2 separate regions of the Homo sapiens genome follow, and region 1 is linked to region 2. A link is a contact called in ENCODE Hi-C or POLR2A ChIA-PET data. All regions are on one chromosome and are shown on one strand. The core of a region is the stretch at or near the end of the contact, and the rest is flanking DNA. Distances in the headings are between cores, read along the strand shown.

Region 1 (4,474 bases), core at 885-3,384, 230 kb before region 2:
TTAACGAGAGTATTGTATAGGGTGACAAGAGGCATAAGAAGAAAATTTTAAAGAGATTAACTCTTTTTAAATCAATTTTATTGAGGTACAATTAATATACAATAAGATGCATCTATTTTAAAATAGGGTTGGTTGAGTTTTGACAAATATGTATAACCATATTGTCACTATCATAATTGCAATCAATATCTAGAATATTTCTATCCTCCCAAACTTTTATCTCTCGTTCCTTTGCAGTTATATTTGATTTCCGTTGCTATGTAACAAATCACCACAAACTTAGACGTTTTAAACTACCTCCATTTATTATCTCACAGTTCTGTAGGTCAGAAGTCCAAGTAGGCTTAGCCAGGTTCTCTGCTTAGGGTTTCACAAGGCCAAAATCCAAATGTCACCTTGGCTGCATTCTTATCTGGAGATTCTGGGGAAGAATCTCCTTCCAGGGTCATTCAGGTTGTTGGCAAAACCCAGTTCCTTCTGGTTGTAGGACTTAACTCTGTTTTCTTGCTGGCTGTAGGCTGGGGTCATTCTCAGCTCCTAGAGGTGCTCTCAGGTCCTTTGTACATAATTCTCCATTACCAAGCCAGCAGTAGTGTGTCCAGTCCTGTTCATGTTTTGAATTTCTGACTTTTTTGCTACTAGCTAGAGAAAACTCTGCTTTTAAAGATTCATGTGATTAGGTAATCGCAGATAATCTCCCTTTTGCCATTTAACGTAGCATAATCACAAGAGTGATTATGTTCTACTGACACTCAAAGGAAAGGGGATTATACAAGGGCAAGGGTCACTGGGATCATTTTATAGTTCTGTCTACTTCAGCAGTCTTCACGTATTTTGTTAAATTTATTCCTAAGCATTTCATATTTCTCAATGTTACTGTAACATTTAGGTTTTAATTTTTCCTTTCAGTTCTTTTTATTAATATATAAACATATGATTGATTTTTATATTTTGACCTGTTCCAGTTACTTATAGTGTTACTCTGCATGACAAATGACTGTAAGGCTCAGTGGCTTAAAACAACAGCATTTAGTTTGCCTTCAAGTCTATACTTTGGGCAGGGGGGTCAGTAGGGATAACTTATCTCCGTACCACTCACATCAGCTAGAGAAACTCAAATGTGAAGGTTGAATTCTGAGGGCTTGCTATCTCACGTTTCTCATTAATGCTGCCTATTGACTCAGACCTTCCCGAGGCTGTCAGCTGGAGCTTCTGCACTTGGCTTCTTGGTATTGCCTTTCTCACAATGTTGTGGTTGGGTTCCAAAGGCAAATATGAGGGCAGTGGGGGTTAGGGGTATGTTTTGTCCCATTTTGTATACCTAACCCCAAAATTGGTGTTAAATGAGTGAGAAAGGAGAGGTTCAGCGGCCTTTCTTCATGGAAGTCTTTTCTTCATAGAAGAATTCGCATCTCACCAGGCTTTGTATGTGAGTGGGATGTCGGCAGGCTGTGGCAGCAGACAGTGGCATTTCACAGGGATGGACTTTTATGAAAAGGGGAGTGAAAGTAATGCACAGAAGAAACCAGTGGCTCCATTAATCTTGGAGAGAGCCATGAGAGTGCTAGCAATAGTTTTTAAGTGAGGTTGAAAAAAATTTGACCTTGAGGAAAGAATTCTAAAATGCCACTAAAGTAGCTTTGATTTTTTAAAACCAACCAGGTTAAAATGTGAACACATGATTATTTGTTATCTTAGTTTTAAATGCAGTTTTCTATAACACATGATATTTTTCCATTACCTTTTATTGTAGGGCTTTTAGATAAAAGACAATTTTCATACATTAGAATTGTAAGTATTTTTACTCACTGGATTGTAGACTGTTAGGTTTTGGTAGTGTTCTTAGATTCTGTAATATTTATTGTTGGTTAAAAACTTGAGGTGGTGAGCACTGTTAGCATTAATTTTGGGGTTAAGAAAGGAAGTGGTATATGTATTATCTGTTCAACATTCTTAGCCATTTGTGGCTTTAGTGAGTTTTCTTGCTTTATCAGTCATTTATCAAGTACCTCCCTCTAGTTTTCTTTTTCAAACCACTTTGAAACAGCAAGTTGGGTTCATTTTACTGGTATTCTGATGACTGTTGATTGTGGTTCTCAGGCTGATGTAATCATGTCACAAAATACAATAAAGATGATATTCCATCACTGAGGTGCTTAGTCACAGATTAAAATAGTCCCTGGCCACAGACAAGTCTTTTTCTGAGCCCAGTCCCCTATTCCTGTAATAATGAGGGTCAGGTCTCACTTGTGTGTATTTGGTCGTGTTGTACCTAGCATAACCAATGTGTGTGTTTAAACTTCATCCAATAAATCACTTAAGCCTAAGAATTTTGCTTCTTTATCACAAATAACATAGTGTGGAGTTTGCTGAACTCTATTTTCAGACATGGCTTTATAATTTCTGACTTAATTGCATGTTAAGCCATTTTATTTGTTTTCTTATTAAATTAACTAGTCAAAACATACCGTATTTCATTGATTCTAACATTTGGGCTTTTTTCTAGTCTTTTAATGTTTTTTATATCTTCGATGCTTCTTGTATTCTGTGGTGTCTTAAAGGAGGATAATTTTGCCTAAAGTTCCACTTTGTGCAAGGCACACAAAGAAGTAAGGAAATGGGACAAATACTCTCTACCCTCAAAAAATTAAGACAAAGATTCATCTTTTTGTCTCTGTCCCTCTCAGTGTTTTTCTCTTTCTTTCTCAGACACATACTCTAAAAAATTAACTGAGGTGGCAAAACCTAAATGCCAACTAGCTTTTCTGCACAGTTCTAATCCGATTTTTATTCCTGATATAAATAACTTAAAGCCAAATTAAATTAAATGAAACCATTCTAACATGATCCAAGAGGGAGAAAGTCTGTAGGTGAAGATAATAAACATTGGAATGCAGCTCCGTCTCTCATAAGGTTTTTGAAGGGAGTAGGTAGACTGTTAACACTGATTTTGACATGGCTACACTGGACAGTTCAAGTATTAACTTAGTGCTGACAATGAGGAGGAGACATCTGGAGTCTGAGAAGACCAGCCACCTAAGTGATACCCCAGGTATACTATTTTAAATTGATTTCAAAGAAAATCTATATGAAAGGTAGTAGCATATGTATATATGTGTGTATATCATTAAAACCATGTTTTTCATATAAGATGAATCACTGGACAAAGCCTTAATATTATTACCTATCAGTTTTGAAGGAAAGGATAACTGGGTTTTATTTTTGTTTTGTTTACCAATTTATAGAAATATCTTTTAATGTTACTATAATAAAACCATTAAAGCACCAAGGAGAAGTGTTGGTCAAAGGATGAACCTTGGGTACACAGAAGCACTGCTGGTCTCTGGAGTGAGGATGACTGGTCAGAGCATCCTGACTTCTGTAAGCAGGCCTTATGCTCATGGGGTATATAGTTTATAGCCTTTAACCCTGCCAAGAACAGAGAAAGTTTGCAGGGCTTCTGAAATTCCATGCCAGCACTATCATTTTGGAAATCAGAATAACCCCCCATTTATGGATATTGTAATTTATCATCTGTCAGCATAATTGGAAATATGTATTATTTGGCAAGAAGAGTTCCTCTTCAGGGCTCTCCATTAAGATACATGTGCCACAGTTATTCTGATCCTATGTATTGGAATCCCAGCCCTGGTTAGTCCTCATGGATTATCTTTCAATGAGACATCAAGACATAACTACAGGTAAGATAGCACATCTGAAAAATAGCCTCTGGAGAGGAGTAACCGTTTCTGAACAAAAGCTTAGGTCAACCTGAAGGTATTTTCTAGGAAACAGAATGATAAATTATAGTTTCAAATTAAAAGGCAAAGATCTATCAGTCTTAAGGACAGAGTACCAGTGTTATTTATCTGTAATTATTTTCATTTGTTCAGAAAGTAATTTTGGAGCATCTACATTGTACCCTACATAAAACCTTCAGTGGCTTCTTATCGCCCTTAGGATAAAATTGGAAAACCTCAAGATAATTCCAAAGGCCTTATATGCTCTGTTCTCTGCCCACTTCTTTTTTTTTTTTTTTGAGACAGAGTCTTGCTCTGTTGCCCAGGCTGGAGTGCAGTGGTGCGATCTCGGCTCACTGCAAGCTCCACCTCCCAGGTTCACGCCGTTCTCCTGCCTCAGCCTCCTGAGTAGCTGGGACTACAGGTGCCCGCCACCATACCCGGCTAATTTTTTGTATTGTTAGTAGAGATGGGGATTCACCGCGTTAGCCAGGATGGTCTCAATCTCCTGACCTCGTGATCCGCCCGCCTCGGCCTCCCAAAGTGCTGAGATTACAGGCATGAGCCACCCGCACCCAGCCTCTCTGCCCACTTCTTTTTAAAAAAAATTAGATATAATTCACATACCATAAAACTCACCGTTTTAAAATGTAAAATTCAGTGGTTTTATTATATTTACTAGGTTGTACAACCATCACCACTATCTCATTCCAGAACATTTCTGTTATCCCCCA
Region 2 (4,460 bases), core at 1,186-3,685:
TGAGCGGAGCCTGGAGAAGGCCCAGGAGGGCAGCAGACCGAAGAGGCCCTATGCAGAGGTATCACCTGGTGACTGGGCCGGGGAGGGGGCCAAGGGTGGGGTATTGGGCTGTGGGGTTGTTGCACACAGTTGAATTGCTGGTAGGAGCTGTGTGTGGTGGGAAAGGGCAGATCTGAGGTGTGGCCATTGGGTGGGGTGGTAGGTGTGTGTGGCCCTGGGAGATGTGTGGCCCTTGAGGTAGTGTGAGGTGTGCATTTGTGGTACCAGTGGGGTGTGGTTTGTAGACCCAGGCCTGGCCAGAGCTGGCTGTGTATGTTCTTGGTTCCTGTTGGGGAGCTCCGAGGAGTTTCCTGAGGTCTGGATGCTGGGGTCGCTGCCCTGCCTGCCTGTGCTGGGACAGCTGGGCCCAGGGTAGGGGATGAGGCTGTATAAGGGAGGTGGTGGTGGACAAGCTGAGGCCTCAGTTAGGACCCCTAGCCTGCCTTCCTCCCCTCCTTGCTCCCCATAGGGCTAGGTCTTTCCTTGAACCCAGGGCAGAGGCCTGTGCGGAGGGGAGCTGAGGATGCAATCAGGGGAGGCGGCCTGGCCAAGAGGACTCCAGAGCTGGGTGTGGAAAGGGTTAGGACCTTTAAGGCTGCCCTGATCCAGGGCTGACTCATGCAAATCAGAATGCAAAACAGGCTCAGGGAGGCCTCAAGAGAGAGCCACACCCACACGGTCAGCAGACTATGCAGGTGACGGAGGGCCAGCCATTGAGCCTTTCTCTCTAAACATCTTCTGTTCCCACCCCACTGACATCTCCTGTCACCAAATTCACCAGGTCCTTTTCTGTCCCTGGGCTTTGCACACCCAGTCCCCTTTGCCTGGAATGGCCTCCACCTGGCCACCTCCTACTTATCCTTCAAGGCCCAAGTCAGGGGTTCCTTCTAGAAGCCTCCCTTACTTCACCAGACAGAAGCAGTCACGTCCTCTGAAGGCCCCGTGAGCTCCAGCAGGTGACCTGGTGAGTTTCTACCTCACACAGCTTCCATGACATTGACATAGAGAAGAATCACAGGCCTTAGGGTTGTTATAAGAACAAATGAGGGACTGGGTGCGGTGGCTCACGCCTGTACTCCCAGCACTTTGGGAGGCCAAGAGGGGAAGCTCGCATGAACTCAGGAGTTCGAGACCAGCCTGGGCAACGTGGCAAAACCCCATCTCTACAAAAAGTACAAATATTAGCCAGGCATGGTGCATGCCCCTGTAGTCCCAGCTACTCTGGAGAGGCTGAGGTAGGAGGATCACTTGAGCCCAGGAGGCTGAGGTTGCAGTGAGCTGAGATCACACCACTGCACTCCAGCCTGGGTGACAGAGTGACCCTGTTTCAAAAAAAAAAAAAAGAACAAATGAGATGAAGGAGAAAATCTAGCAGGGGCTGGGCACATGGTTGCCAAATGGTGTGCATTTAGGGAAAGAAGGAAGCTGGAGGGTGCCTGTCTTTGGCTAAGGCTCTGGGTCATCTTCTTGCTGGGCCGGTGAAACAGGTCACTAGTCAGTAGTGGGTAGAGATATTACCATGGAGTTGCTGGGCTGGGACAGAGAAGGGGTGATGAGATTTGAACTCTGACCTTGGGGTTGAAATGGTAGGTAGAGGACAGAAGGGCAAAAGTTTTGGTTCCAGCAAGAAGTACTCAAGCCAGACGTGAAGAAGGACTGGCTGACAAGGATTAGAGATTCCAGGCGACCCTTACCTCTGGACTGGGACTGAGTGCACCTGTGAGCCCAGCCAGGTCCTGGGCACCACTGTGGACAGCAGAGGAGATAAGAAGGGGTATGGACTCTCAGGATACTCCAGGATACATGGGGGATTGGGTGGAGGTGGACCCCCACAAAACAAGCAACCAAAGAGAGAGCAGAAGCAGTGCCGAGATATGGGGCTCAGCCTCAGAGGACTAGGAGCTTGAGGGGGCAGTCAGGGCAGACTTTTTGGAGGAGCTGGCCTGGAGCCACCTGAAGATGGGAGGATGTGGTTTACTCACTCATTGTCAGCAGACAACTTTGGGGGCTCCCTGTTTGCCAGGCCAGTGCCTACTGTGAGAAGTGACATGGAGGAAGTCATGGACAGGGCCAGCCCAGCCTGGCTGGGGGTTGGGGTATGTCACTGACAACTTGAGCAAGTCACTTCCTCCCTGTGGGTGTTTGTTTCTTCGTCTGTAAACGTCAGAGCTGGATGAAGTTGAATGACAGACCAAGGAGTGCTCGAAGGCACTGGGAACCATGGAAAGGCTTTGAGTGGGGGTGGGACTGTAGTTGGCACAGTGGAGAGACGCTGGAGGGACATGAGAGAGAAGGAGAGGCAGGATGGGGGTGTGGGGGTGCTGAAGTCTGATTGGGCCATTAGGGTGGAGAGGAGGGAAACCCCTCAGCTCTTGGCTGTGCTGTCGCAACAGGATGACACTCCCTTCTGCCAGGTCCCTGCCTTCCTGAGGATGAGGACTCAGTGATGTGTCATAGCAGCTGAGGGGCTTAAACCTCCAAACTAGGGCTTGGATTAGGGTAGAGCAAGTGAGGCACTTGCCTCTGTTGCAGAATTTGAGGGGGTACCAAAAAGCTCAGTAATTAGCTGGGTTTGGTCATGAGATCCTGTGGTCCCCGCTACTGGGGAGGGGGAGGTGGGAGGATCACTTGAGCCCAGGAGGTTGAGGCTGCAGTGAGCCATGATCATGCCACTGCACTCCAGCCTGGGCAACAAAGCGAGACCTTCCCTGTCTCAAAAAAAAAAAAAAAAAGGTAACTAAAATGTAAAAGCAATAACTATTTATTTTAAAAAGGTCAGTATTCAAGGTATATAATATTTAATGCCATTTAAAAAATAAAAATTAATGCCAAAAATCCATGATGAGCAAAATATAAAACATTAACATTTTAAATTAAGAGAGGAACAGTACTGATGATTCTGTCTTTGCCTCAGGCTGCAGTGTGGCTTAGCAGGGCACTGCTCTGAACTTCTTTTTTCAATTTGCTGCTTTCTCCGGGAAGCCTTCCCTTACCTCAGCCTGGTTGAGGGCCCCCTGGGCTGTTTTCACTGGTTGATGGTATCTGATCCCTTCCAGCCTGAGGTTCCTGGAGGGCCAGTCCAGGTCTGAGGTCTGGTTCATGCTTCCAGTGCCTTGAACATGGCTGTTCCAAAGAGGTGTCAGTGCCGAGTCACCGTGTCTTTGATGTTAGCCAGATGCCCTTAGTGCAGGAATAGGAACTTGAGAGAGGCCCAGTAGGGAGCCAGGCTTTTCTCAGGGAGATAAGTAGTTTCCTGTTTCCCAGACCTGGTCATTCCAGTGGGGTTGCTGGGACCGTCATCTATCAATCTGTGTTAAACGCTTAGTACAGTGCCTGGCCTGTATATAGCAGGTGCTCAGTTTTTGCTTTTGTTTTTGAGCTGGAGTCTCACTCTGTCGCCCAGGCTGGAGTGCAATGGCACGATCTCAGCTCACTGCAACCTCTGCGTTTCAGGTTCAAGCAATTCTCCTGCCTCAGCCTCCCGAGTAGCTGGGATTACAGGCACCCACCACCATGCCCAGCTAATTTTTTGTATTTTTAGTAGAGACAGTCGGGCTGGTCTCGAACTCCTGACCTCAAGTGATCTACCCGCCTTGGCCTCCCAAAGTGCTGGGGTTACAGTCATGAGCCACTGCGCCCGGCCCTCAGTTTGTGTTTTGAGAGGCCGTGAAGAGTGGTTAAAAGTGGATGGCCAAAGGCTGGTGGCTCACGCCTGTAATCCCAGCACTTTGGGAGGCAGAGGCAGGTAGATCACTTGAGCCCAGGAGCTCAAGACCAGCCTGGGCAACATGGCAAAACCCCATCTCTACAAAAAAATGGAAAAATTAGCCGGGCGTGGTGGTGCAAGCCTGTAGTCCCAGGTACTTGGGAGGCTGACGTGGGATAATTGCTTGGGCCCAAGAGGCAGAGGTTGCGGTGAGCAGAGATTGTGCCACTGCACTCCAGCCTGGGTGACAGAGCGAGACCCTGTCTAAAAAAAAAAGTTGAGAGCTACAGTCTCCAGTATGAATAGAGTGTAAGCCACAATGCAATTTAAACAGTCCAAGTGAAATTAATGTTAATAATATATTTCATCATGTAAACAATAGGGAAAATTATTGAGATATTTTGCATTCTTTTTTTTTTTTTTTGTGCTCAGTCTTCAAAATCCACTGTGTTCAAAATCTAGCACATCATATTCCAGGGACCACATTTCAAATGTCCAACAGCCACGTGTGGCTACTGCTGGCTGCTATTGGACAGCACAGGGCTAGACTATATTCATACTGCCTCCTTCTTAGGTGTGTGGCTTTGGAAAGTTGTTTAACCTCCCTTTATCTCAGTTTCTTCACCTTAAAACAGGGATAGCAATCATATGTATCTCCTGGGGCTGCTGTGAGGCTTTAATGAGTTAATATAAAGTACTTGGATACCTGGCATGC

The links. Hi-C counts contacts between places; a loop is a spot of excess contacts on that map. ChIA-PET counts read pairs that join two places held with the same protein, here RNA polymerase II (POLR2A). Pooled maps may share reads with other maps.
Region 1: a pooled map shows a loop between it and region 2 (1.9-fold over the local background). The contact joins two enhancer-like sites. A Hi-C loop is called at or near these places in 1 of 37 single-sample maps with no recorded cell type and 6 of 50 pooled maps. POLR2A ChIA-PET finds 5 or more read pairs at or near these places in 2 of 52 experiments (H1 and T-cell).

What each region holds. Positions count from the first base shown.
Region 1 is chr11:72,967,656-72,972,129 of GRCh38, reverse strand. The region is part of intron 8 of FCHSD2 (FCH and double SH3 domains 2); the gene reads left to right. Among named protein-coding and RNA genes, the nearest start is that of ATG16L2, 160 kb to the right of the region's middle. Within about 2 kb of position 2,134, at least 3 of the 41 ENCODE cell types and tissues checked have a DNase peak (open chromatin) inside an H3K27ac peak, as active enhancers do.
Region 2 is chr11:72,734,551-72,739,010 of GRCh38, reverse strand. The region is part of intron 1 of ARAP1 (ArfGAP with RhoGAP domain, ankyrin repeat and PH domain 1); the gene reads left to right. Among named protein-coding and RNA genes, the nearest start is that of ARAP1, 16 kb to the left of the region's middle. RefSeq lists enhancers at 1,872-1,971, 2,142-2,321. Within about 2 kb of position 2,435, at least 30 of the 41 ENCODE cell types and tissues checked have a DNase peak (open chromatin) inside an H3K27ac peak, as active enhancers do.